Linked DNA regions of Homo sapiens: region 1 is linked to region 2. Evidence: read pairs that join two places in POLR2A ChIA-PET (ENCODE). Cell type or tissue: B cell. All regions are shown on one strand. Each heading gives the region's core, and the rest is flanking DNA. Links, peaks and the distances in the headings are about the cores only.

Region 1 (5,387 bases), core at 162-5,161, 1.8 Mb after region 2:
AGCTCTCCTCCCTTTCTATTCACTCCTGTCCCTAGACCTAAAAGAAATAAAAAAAGTTCCTGACTATGCATCTACCAGCGCATCTGTGCTGCTTAAGGCTGGACCTACTTTTCTTATCAAACAGTATAAAACAAACATACATTGAATTCCTGGTTTCGGAAGTATTTTTTCATATCCTCAACCGAGCATACCAAGTGTTACATCTTGAGGGATCACAACGAAGCATGCATTGATGTAAAACAATAAAATGGGGAGTAGCAATGGGGCTGTTACCAAAAAGCAACTCCAAGAAAATAAGATTTAGCAAACTGTAAAATCAAAAACATCACACAATGGACACTTTTATTAACAAAGTAAAGGCTTAGTGAAAAGGCAGCAAATGAGATAGACATTTTAAGTAAAGAAAGCATTTCTTTGCTTGAATGTCCTTTAGCCAATTAAAAAATATTTATTTAAAACACATGAAAATGTTGTGAAGGTAGTATTGTAATTAAATTGCAATAAATTGAACTAAATTTTTCTTTATTCAGCTGAGAGGGGGATGGTCAACATTACTTTAATTGTTGAAATAATTTCTATTTAAAATAGTCTTATGAAAGAAAGCCTTTTTCTGATACCTAGTTGAAATGTTTGATAATATTCTAAATGAAATTAGTCAATTGATTATCCTTAATCTTCCTCATCCTGTGTCATAATCCGGTGGCTCTGTCAACAGGAGAAAAACCACTATTAACAGAAAGCCTAACGTAAGTATACAACATCTAAAATAAATCAATTTCAAATGGATATAGAGAGTGAGAAAACAGCAACTGAATCAAATAGGTAAGCTGGTACTGACTTGGCTTCCAAGGCAAATTTCTTCGCTGGCTATGAAGGGTTGAAATTTCTTTCACTGAACGTTACAATCCAAATTAACCTGTTTTAAGGGTTCTTCTGTTACCCATTTTTCTTTCATGTGGTGAATATAAACTGAATTATCATGGTCAAATAGTTTCTGGGAATAGAATACTACAGACACATACAATGATTTAGCAGGCTACTGTGATTTTATATACAATTGATAACTTTAAACAATTGCTATATAAGTTTTATTTCAAAACACCTAGCATTGTATTTCTGGAAAAGAAACTGAACATTGAGCAACCTCAGTTAATCCATTAAACGAGTGCCACCACAAATAAGACAACAAACAGAGAACAAGTTTCTTATCTTCAAGGACTGAACCTAATGGCCATACCAATTATATTATTCCGATTTGTCACTTTAGTACAACAAAATAGGATGTTAATCCATTACCACTGTTCTTCCATTCGAGAGGCAGCTGATGGTTAAAGCGCCCGTAACATACATCGATTATTTTTATCCCATGACTTTATTGTATGTTTAGAAAGGTGGAACAGCAGAAGAAAAAGAGGCTGGACAAAAGACGTTGATGTTTTTGTTCTTCAGATGTATGCAGAGCTGATTATGAGTACGATTCTGTAAAAATAAACCCATTTAACAAACTGAGGTCAGGGGAGATAAATGCAAAATTTCTAAACAAAGTTGATGACTGCATGATCACAACAATGTTGAAGCCTAACCGCTTACCTTTGCTAGTTTTACTAAACTTATATAGTCTATCACCGACCTAACAATATTGGCATAATTTTTTTATCAAACATAAGTTAAAAGCATATACTAAAATTAATTGAAGAAGAATCTGTGTATGACTGTATAGCATATAAACACCTTCAGCAAATATTAGAATAACAATTAATTAGGAATCCTATGTGTTAAAACTATACTTGAGAAAGTATTCCTTAGGGTCCTTGGTAACTTTGATAAAATGGTCAGAATGAAGCAAGGTTACCATTCTGCCAGATTTATTCTTTTAAATGCATCTGCAGGGTACAAAACAGATCATCTGTCCAGATCACAAGATACTTTGTAAAAGTTCACAGAGTCTTAAGTCACAAGGGTTGAAAAGGGTCTTAGAGACTAGACAGGTAGCAGCAACAGCAACTCTGGATGTCACACTGATCAGCTGAGGGGAGAGACACCATTATGTAAAACACTGGCTGGCTTTCAGCTTCCTCATTTTGTTAAAAAAACAGAAATACAGCTTGTCTTTTTAACGGGGCTTCCGGGGCTTTCATCAATTTTTCCCCGCAAAGCACACACAGGTCAGTAAATAGAACTATGATGTAAGCTCTGGTGCTAAAGGGGAGATCAAGGAGGCGCTACAGATGTTTATTTCTAATAGTAAGTATTCACGGTAACCACCATGATTAGGGTGATATTGTAACACTTAATGGTTTTAAAATAAAATATTCATACACAAAAGACATAGAAAACATTTATGAACACGGACACTTATAAAACACAAAAATTATGTTTAGCTTGTGTTAAAGATGATTATGTATTTTTGTATATTTCCATATATCTGTCTTCACTTTTTTTTTGAGACAAGAGTCTCGCTCTGTCGCCCAGGCTGGAGTGCAGTGGCACGATTTCTGCTTACTGCAACCACTACCTTCCAGGTTCAAGTGATTCTCCTGACTCAGGCTCCCGAGTAGCTGGGATTACAGGCATGTGCCAGCACACCTGGGCAATTTTTGTATTTTTATTAGAGACGGGGTTTCACCATGTTGGTCAGGCTGGTCTCCAACTCCTGACCTCAAGTGATCCGCCCGCCTTGGTCTCCCTAAGTGCTGGGATTACAGGAGTGAGCCACCGCACTGGCCTGTCTTAACTTACTAAAGAAACAAATGAAATAAAGTTACAAAGCTTTATTTTCAAGTTTTCTAGGTCTTGTTTCTCTCCTCCTTTGCTGGCACACTGTTCCGAATGATGTACCATGGAAGTTGTACTTCCCTTTCCACCCTGCTTTCTCAAATACATTTTCCTGACAGGAAAGTAGGTAGTTTGGTTTAAGAGCCTTTTCTGAACTGACCTGAACCGAGCGTAGCCAGGGAGGGAACCTTTTACATTTCTACTCCTTCTAGTTCTGAGCCTGCTGCAGGCTGTCTGTAGGGTAAGGGTCACAGACAAAAGTGACAAAATATTTGAAGTGATAATGACTTAACTACAGTATTTTTCTTTCCTCAACTTCTTTTATAAAAGCAAATGCCAGCCTGGACAACGGGGTGAAACCCCATCTCTACAAAAAATTAAAGAAATTAGCTGGGCATGGTGGCATGAGCCTGTGGCCCCAGTTCCTTGAGAGGCTGATGTGGGAGGACTGCTTGAGCCCAGGAGGTTGAGGCTGCAGTGAACAGTGATTGCACTACTGCACTCCAGCCTGGGTGGCAGAGCGAGGTCTCCTCTCAAGCAAGTGACTTACTGATTAAAATTCTTCAGCAACAATTAATTGATTATGCTACTAAGGAAAAGTCCTTAAATATGTATTTTATTAGGAACATGCCTCTAATGCCAGAAAGCAGAATCAGACAAGAAAGTAAATTCAAGGAGTACTAAATTCTAAGGCTATATAAATTAAGTAGGAAAAACACTTATCTAAATGTTTTTAAACAAAAGAGATAAGGATTAAGAACAATTATTAAAATTTTAATTAAGTCAAACAGAAAACTTTCTAAGTTAAATATTTAACATACACATCATTATTGATAGACTATAGGCAAGAAGAATAAAGTAATGTCAACTACAGCTCAATTCTTTACACCTAGAAAATGAGTCACCTGCATATTATACAATATCTTAGCTCTGTGTTCACCTTTGTTCTATTCAAAATGAGTTCTAGAGGATATTCTTAATTCAGCCAGAAGGCAATCAAGTTATTCAAAGCAACGTTATACAAATGAAATTCGGAAGCTAGTTTCAGAGATTCATGCCATTGAAATTACAGCATAAGTGACAAGCAGGATGTAAATGAAGCAGAATGATAAACTATTAAGAAAAGTGTAATTTTGTATTTAGTCAGCACCAATACAGTTAGAGAATTTTTACTCACTTAATTTATTTCTCCTGATGAAGAGCTTCAATGAAAGCATCAAGTTTTTCTTGAATTTCTCTAACTTTCTCTGTGGAGATAAAAATAAAGAAAAACATTTATTTTTCAAAGGTATCACAAATCAGGAGGTAATTATTTACTAAATGGTTGGTATACTTAACTATTTGCGGGAAAAAGAAAAATATGAGTCTCACCATACCACCTTTTACCCAAATAAAGTCCAGATGGATTATAGTAGTAGGTCTCAGACATTTTTTGGAAGTGGGAGGAGAGACTGACTGACCCCTTTGAGGATCTAACAAAAACTCTGGACTCTTAACATGGAAAAAAGCATGTATTAAGTACATGTACAATTATGTAGAGAATTTTAAGGAATTCTCAGATTCTCTGAAGCCCAATTAAGAACCCACAGTTACTAATGTCTGGATCATAGGCAAATATAAAACAATGAAACCATTTTAAAAAACTAAAAGAAAATAGAGGTGGCCTTAGACTGGGAAATGACTTTTTAAATATAAAGTAGTAAGAGTTACAAAGGAAAAGATCAATCAATATGGCCATATTGAAATGTATACTTTTATTTATATGTCATAAAATTAAAAGACAAAGGAAGCTGTGGGAGATGCTTGCAACAAACATGAGAAGTGCAATGGTGCTATAAAAATACATACAAAAAAGTACTTTGCCAGCTATAAATAAGTTTAAAAATACCAGAGCCACTAGAGGTAGATTTACATTATTTATTTTAGGTTTTCATGTTTATAGACTTCCAAATGAAATATATACTCTCTGAAATGTAGATTTCCTCCACAAATGTGAACTGCTCATAGTACATGCCAATCCCCTCTTAAAATTGGAAAAGTCATGATCTATACTACTTCACATGCACCTCCTACTTTATTTTATATTCTGAGATGGGGGTCCTACTCTGTCGCCCAGGTTGGCGTGCAGTGGTGTTGGCAGGGCTTACTGCAGCCTCAACCTCCTGAGCTCAGGTGATCCTCCCGCCTTGGCCTCCCACGTAGCTAAGACCACAGGCACGTGCCACCACGCCTGGCTAAGTTTTTATTTTTAATTTTTTTGTGGAGATAGGATCTCACTTTGTTGCCCAGGCTGGTCCTGAACACCTGGGCTCAAGTGATCCTCCTGCCTTGGCCTCCCAAAGTCCTGGGATTACAGGTGTGAGCCACTGTGCCTGGCCTCCTATTTTAAAACACAGGTTATAGTAAGCATGATAAATATTTTTGTTCTTTTAAGGTAATTTAACATATTAGTGGAAATGATCAATTAAGGTGGGTTGGCTGGTTCAAAGTGAGTGACCTAGAGGCAAAACTGGCAAGCATTCTACTTTCACTATGTAGGAAAACCATGTAAGATGCATTTAATATTTGACATTTATATCTTTTATATTTAAAAGTAAATAATCTGCAATTGA
Region 2 (5,387 bases), core at 228-5,227:
AATAGATGAACCAAGCACTCCTTACCATAGGTAATGTTACGTAGACGTCATTCCTCTTGTGACTTACTTCCATTTTGCATTTCATATGAACGTCTGGATAACAGCCTATTTGAATTTGTTTTATTGTAGATTTGTTACTGGAGCACTAGTGAAGTCAGTAACCTAACTGCAATTTGTTTAGTAATGGTTTAAGTGATGTGTAAGTTTAAAATTAAGAAAGCCATTTTGTACATTATAATGGTAGTAGTAAATGTTTATTTGTTGCACCTCAGTGGTTGCTAGCTACTAATGGTGCATATATTAGTTTTAACTTCCATGAAAGGAAGATGAGATATGGGCTTGTTTGCTTCCCAAGTAGAAATCTGGGGTTTACTCAGTCTCTTTGCAGAGAAGCATAACTGCATGGATGGTAACCCACTGAAAGATAGGTGTCATTATTACTGTTTATGTCTTCATTTTTTAACTTAATGTAATATTGTTGTTCAGATCATTACATGTAATTTTTGACAATTTCAAGTCTCAGAATTTCCTAAATGAATTGTGAAATTACATTACGCAGCAGTAACCAGTATGAAGACAAAAATAATGCAAGAAGCATTATGAGAAGATGAGGATTCTAAATAGGTATAGATACCTAATTAAGATAATACCTTGGGCCGAGCACTGTGGCTCACGCCTGTAATCCCAGCACCTTGGGAGGCCAAAGTGGGCGGATCACCTGAGGTGAAAGACCAGCCCGGCCAACGTGGTGAAACCCCATCTCTACTAAAAAAAAAAAAAAATACAAAAATTAGCCAGGCATGGTGGCGGGCACCTGTAATCCCAGCTACTCGGGAGGCTGAGGCAGGAGAATTGCTTGAACCCGGGAGACGGAGGTTGCTGTAAGCCAAGATCACACCATTGCACTCCAGCCTGGGCGACAAGAGCAAAACTCTGTCTCAAAAAAAAAAAAAAAAGATAATACCTTGGCTGGGCATGGTGACTCTTGCCTGTACTCCCAGCACTTTGAGATTACAGAGGCAGAGGTGGGAGTATTGCTTCAGGCCAGGAGATCAAAACCAGCCTAAGCAACATAGTAAGACTCTTTCTACAAAAAAAAAAAAAAAAAAAAAAAAAAAAAATAGTTATGCCCTACCTACCTTGTATTGAAAAAAATAAAAGATTTCCAAGATTAAAATATTTTGTCATTGAATTAAGACAGCATAAATCCAAAAGTTACCATTAAAATAGAGGTAACTGCTGTTTCCATTTGTTCTGTAGTGAAAGAAGAGTTAAGAACTACTGTATTTTAAGTCAGTGGGTGAAAACTTTGGAAGATAATTTGAAATAACCTGTTACTAACAAAAACAGTAAAAATAAAAAACTTGAAGATATTAAAGACTGATGAGCATAAAAAGAAATAATGAAATAGGTACAGATGCTGAAACTCAATACTGATGAAATTTGAGTGAAGAAATACACAGTTTTTTGTGGTATATATGTATGTACCATGGAATATATATAAAAAGGAACAAAATAATGGCATTCACAGCAACCTGGATGGAGTTGGAGACCATTACTCTAAGTGAAGTAACCCAGGAATGGAAAACCAGACCTTGTATGTTCTCACTTATAAGCGGGAGCTAAGCAAAGGCATAAGAATGATACAGTGGACTTTGGGGATGGGAGGGGTGAGAGGGGGTTGAGGGATAAAAGACTACACATTGGGTGCCGTGTACACTGCTCGGGTGATGGGTGCACCAAAATCTCAGCAATTACCACTGAAGAACTTACCTGTGTAACCAAACACCACTTGTTTCCCAAAAACCTATTGAAGTAAAAATAAATTGAGGGGAAGAAAAACAATAAAATTACAATTAGTTAAAAAAAAATACGCATGCTAAAAAGAGGTTTATATTCTTATTTTTCTCCTAAATTGCAGGTATATACTTTAAAAATCTTAAAAAAAAAAAAAGATACAAGATCTGGCTATGTTGCCCAGTGCAGTGGCTATTAACAGGCACAGTTATAGCACACTACAGCCTGGAACTCCCGACTCAAGTGATCCTCCCTCCTCCGCCTCCCAGGTAGCTGACTATGGGCACACATCACCGTGCCCAACTTCTAAAATGTATATTAAAACCTTTATTGTACCAGAATCCAAAATCAGAGTGTACTTTCTTTTTACTAAATGTAGTGGCCATCCGTCACTCACTTGTGTTAGTTGGGGATAAGTATCCTAGGAGAATTAAGATCAGACATGATTTAAAAAAATAGTTGAGGCCAGGTGCAGTGGCTCAACGCCTGTAATCTCAGCACTTTGGGAGCCTGAAGCAGGAGGATCGCTTAGCCTCCCAAAGAATGCTGTTTTTTATTTTTTATTTTTTATTTTTTTGAGACAGAGTCTCACTCTGTCACCCGGGCTGGAGAGCAGTGGCACGATCTCAGCTCACTGCAAGCTCCATGTCTCAGGTTCAAGAGATTCTCGTGCCTCAGCCTCCCAAGTAGCTGGGATTACAGGCACCCACTACCACGCCTGGCTAGTTTTTGTATTTTTAGTATTGACAGGGTTTCACCGTGTTGGCCAAGCTGATCTCAAACTCCTGACCTCAAGTGATCCACCCACCTCAGCCTCCCAAAGTGTGGGATTACAGGCATGAGCCACCACGCCCTTCCCCAAAGAACTCTTGCCCAGGAGTTCAAGACCAACCTGGGCAACAGAGTGAGACTCTTATCTCCACAAAAAAAATTAAAACAAATTAGACTAAGCACAGCAGCTCACGCCTGTAATCCCAGCACTTTGGGAGCCTGAGGCGGGTGGATCACCTAAGGTCAGGAGTTCAAGACCAGCCTAGCCAACATGGTGAAACCCCGTCTCTACTGAAAATACATAAAAATTCCCAGATGTGGTGGTGGGCGCCTATAACCCCAGCTACTCGGGAGGCTGAGGCAGGAGAATCACTTGAACCTGGGAGGCAGAGGTTGCAGTGAGCTGAGATCGCGCCATTGCACTCCAGCCTGGGCAACCAGAGCGAAACTCTGTCTCAAATAAAAAAAGTAAAATTATCCAGAGGTGGTGGTGTGTACTTGTAGTCCCAGCTAGCTAGGAGGCTGAGGCAGGAGGACTGTCTGAGCCCTGGAGGTTGTAGCTGCAATTAGCCATGATCACGTCATTGCACTCCAGCCTGGATGACAGAGGGAGACCTTATCTCTAAAGAAAAAGAAAAAAAATTTCAGAATAGCTATGGCCATTATTTTTTGACTGTTTATAAATATAATTTGAATGGTAGATATTTGCCATTCAAATAACCAGAAAAGTTATTTGGTCCCTAAGTAATTGAGGCTATGTGCATGCAGAGATAACCTGTGTCCTGCTTTTATCAGTTCACTGCTCAGTTTTATCATTTCTTTCCATGACTTTCTTTTTTCTTTTTGAGAGTTTCATTTGGCCAGCCATGGTAGCTCATCCTTGTAATCCCAGCACTTTAGGAGGCTGAGGTGGGAGGATTGCTTGAGCTCAGGAATTGGAGATGAGCCTGGGCAACATAGAGAGACCCCGTCTCTACAAAAAATAAAAAGAATTAAGCCAGGAATGGTAGCACATGCCTGTAGTCCCAGCTACACAAGAGGCTTAGGTGGGAGTATCACTTGAGCCCGGGAAATTGAGGCTGTAGTGAGCCGTGATGGTGCCACTGTACTCCTGGGTGACAGAATGAGACCCTGTCTCAAAAAAAAAAAAAATTTTATTTAAGTGAAGATGCTTTTTATAGAAACATCATGTCTTATTATCTAAGAATCTCACAGTTAGTATACAAGAAGTTATTGCTTCTGTATACATGTACATATATAAACATAATTCAGTAAATTTTACAACTAGAATTTTCTATAGAACGATTCTATAAATTAACAAAATGTTTATTTTACCTTACTTTGCTTGATTAAACTCAATAACATAGATCAATTTCAACTTCCCTTAGAAAAAAGAACGTCATCTAAACTATAGACTTACTTGTCACCTTAATTAACCAGGAAATGTATAAACTGGCAGTATTTTATAAATAGCTGAGTTCTGCTTTATATACTTTGCAGTGGCTTAAGAATTAAGGTTGCCCATTTTTGCATTGAAGTGGGGAGCAAATTTTTCATTAGAGGGTAGAGTGAGAAAGCTAAATCACTTGTAAACTTCCGAAATTAGATCTTTGGGATCGAATTTTGTTACTTTACTCAGTCTTGTGTCTGCGTAGATCTTTTGTCTCTATCTTAAGATTGATGTAGAAATACATGTTCTAAAACCAGACAGTGATTTACTTTGCATTACTTGTTCCTTCCCACTGGATGGAATAATTGGAACTTTGTAGTATTTTTTTTTCCAGATCATTTACGTTTTCAGTACAGTTATTCCTCATTATCCATGGAGGTTTCAGGACCTCCCTCAGATACCGAAATCCTCAGACACTCAAGTCTCTGATATAAAATGGCATTGTAGATGTATATAATTATGCACATCCTCCTGTATGTGTTAAATCATCTCTGTGTTAGTTATATTACCTAATAAAATGTAAATACTGTGCAAATAGTTGTTACACACTGTATCATTTAGGGAATAATGATAAGAAAAAAGTCTACATGTTTAGTACAGAGGAAATTTTACTTTTCTCTGGCTATTTTCAATCCACGGTTGAATTCATGGATGTGGATCCTGTGGATATGGCAGGCAGACTGTATTTATGTGTTTTTTTTAATCATTTGGAGTCTTTTCTTGATTGGGTGCTGTACTTTTAAGTATTTGTATTGAATAGGAACTATATAAAGTTAAACCTCAAAGATATCAACAGAGCTATAAATATATTGATATGTTAAGTAGGTTGATGGAATTGTTTTTCTCCCTTGTTTTTGTGGCTGAAAATGTATGTTTCAGGTATTAATTACAATGTGCTTGTCATACTAGTATGATGGGGGATGATGAAGATGCCTGTAGTGACACCGAGGCCACTGAAGCCATGGCGCCAGACATCTTAGCCAGGAAGTAAGTACTAATGACCGGAGCACATTTTCACTTAGGCTGTTTATAATCGTGCAGAGTTGAAAGCAGCCTGCGTGGCTGTCCCTGTATGAGCGGGAAGAAAAGGCTGTTGATCAACATGTTTTATGCCGACTTTTTTTTCCTTTTTTCCCCCTTTTTTCACCTTCTGAGTCACCAACTTTTATAGTCTTGTCTCTTGATTAAAATCAAGGTATGTAGGTGGCAGGAAGACCAGCGTACCTGCACTTGGGATACTGAAATGTGTCACTTCCCTGTGGGGGGTTTTATTTGTTTTCTGAGACAGAGTCTCGCTCTGTCATTCAGGGTGGAGTGCAGTGGTGTGATCTCAACTCACTGCAACCTCCACCTCCCAAGTTCAAGCAAT

Evidence for each region. Peaks named below come from ENCODE experiments on the same cell type or tissue, not always from the same donor. Only the 100,000 strongest peaks of a DNase experiment are listed, where the experiment ranks them.
Region 1: POLR2A ChIA-PET joins it to region 2 with 5 read pairs; 1 of 35 experiments calls an interaction of 5 or more read pairs at or near these places.

The regions. Positions count from the first base shown.
Region 1 is chr3:193,690,698-193,696,084 of GRCh38, reverse strand. It overlaps OPA1 (OPA1 mitochondrial dynamin like GTPase), which reads right to left. Exons shown (of 31, transcript NM_130837.3): 30 at 3,953-4,022; 31 at 1-1,479. The coding sequence ends at 3,958. Among named protein-coding and RNA genes, the nearest start is that of OPA1-AS1, 66 kb to the right of the region's middle. In B cell, for the core only: no CTCF peak of the experiment used is centred there; a DNase peak (open chromatin) is centred at 2,084; H3K27ac peaks cover 2,314 bases.
Region 2 is chr3:195,524,437-195,529,823 of GRCh38, reverse strand. It overlaps PPP1R2 (protein phosphatase 1 regulatory inhibitor subunit 2), which reads left to right. Exons shown (of 6, transcript NM_006241.8): 2 at 1-30; 3 at 4,928-5,005. Among named protein-coding and RNA genes, the nearest start is that of PPP1R2, 16 kb to the left of the region's middle. In B cell, for the core only: no CTCF peak of the experiment used is centred there; no DNase peak of the experiment used is centred there; H3K27ac peaks cover 909 bases.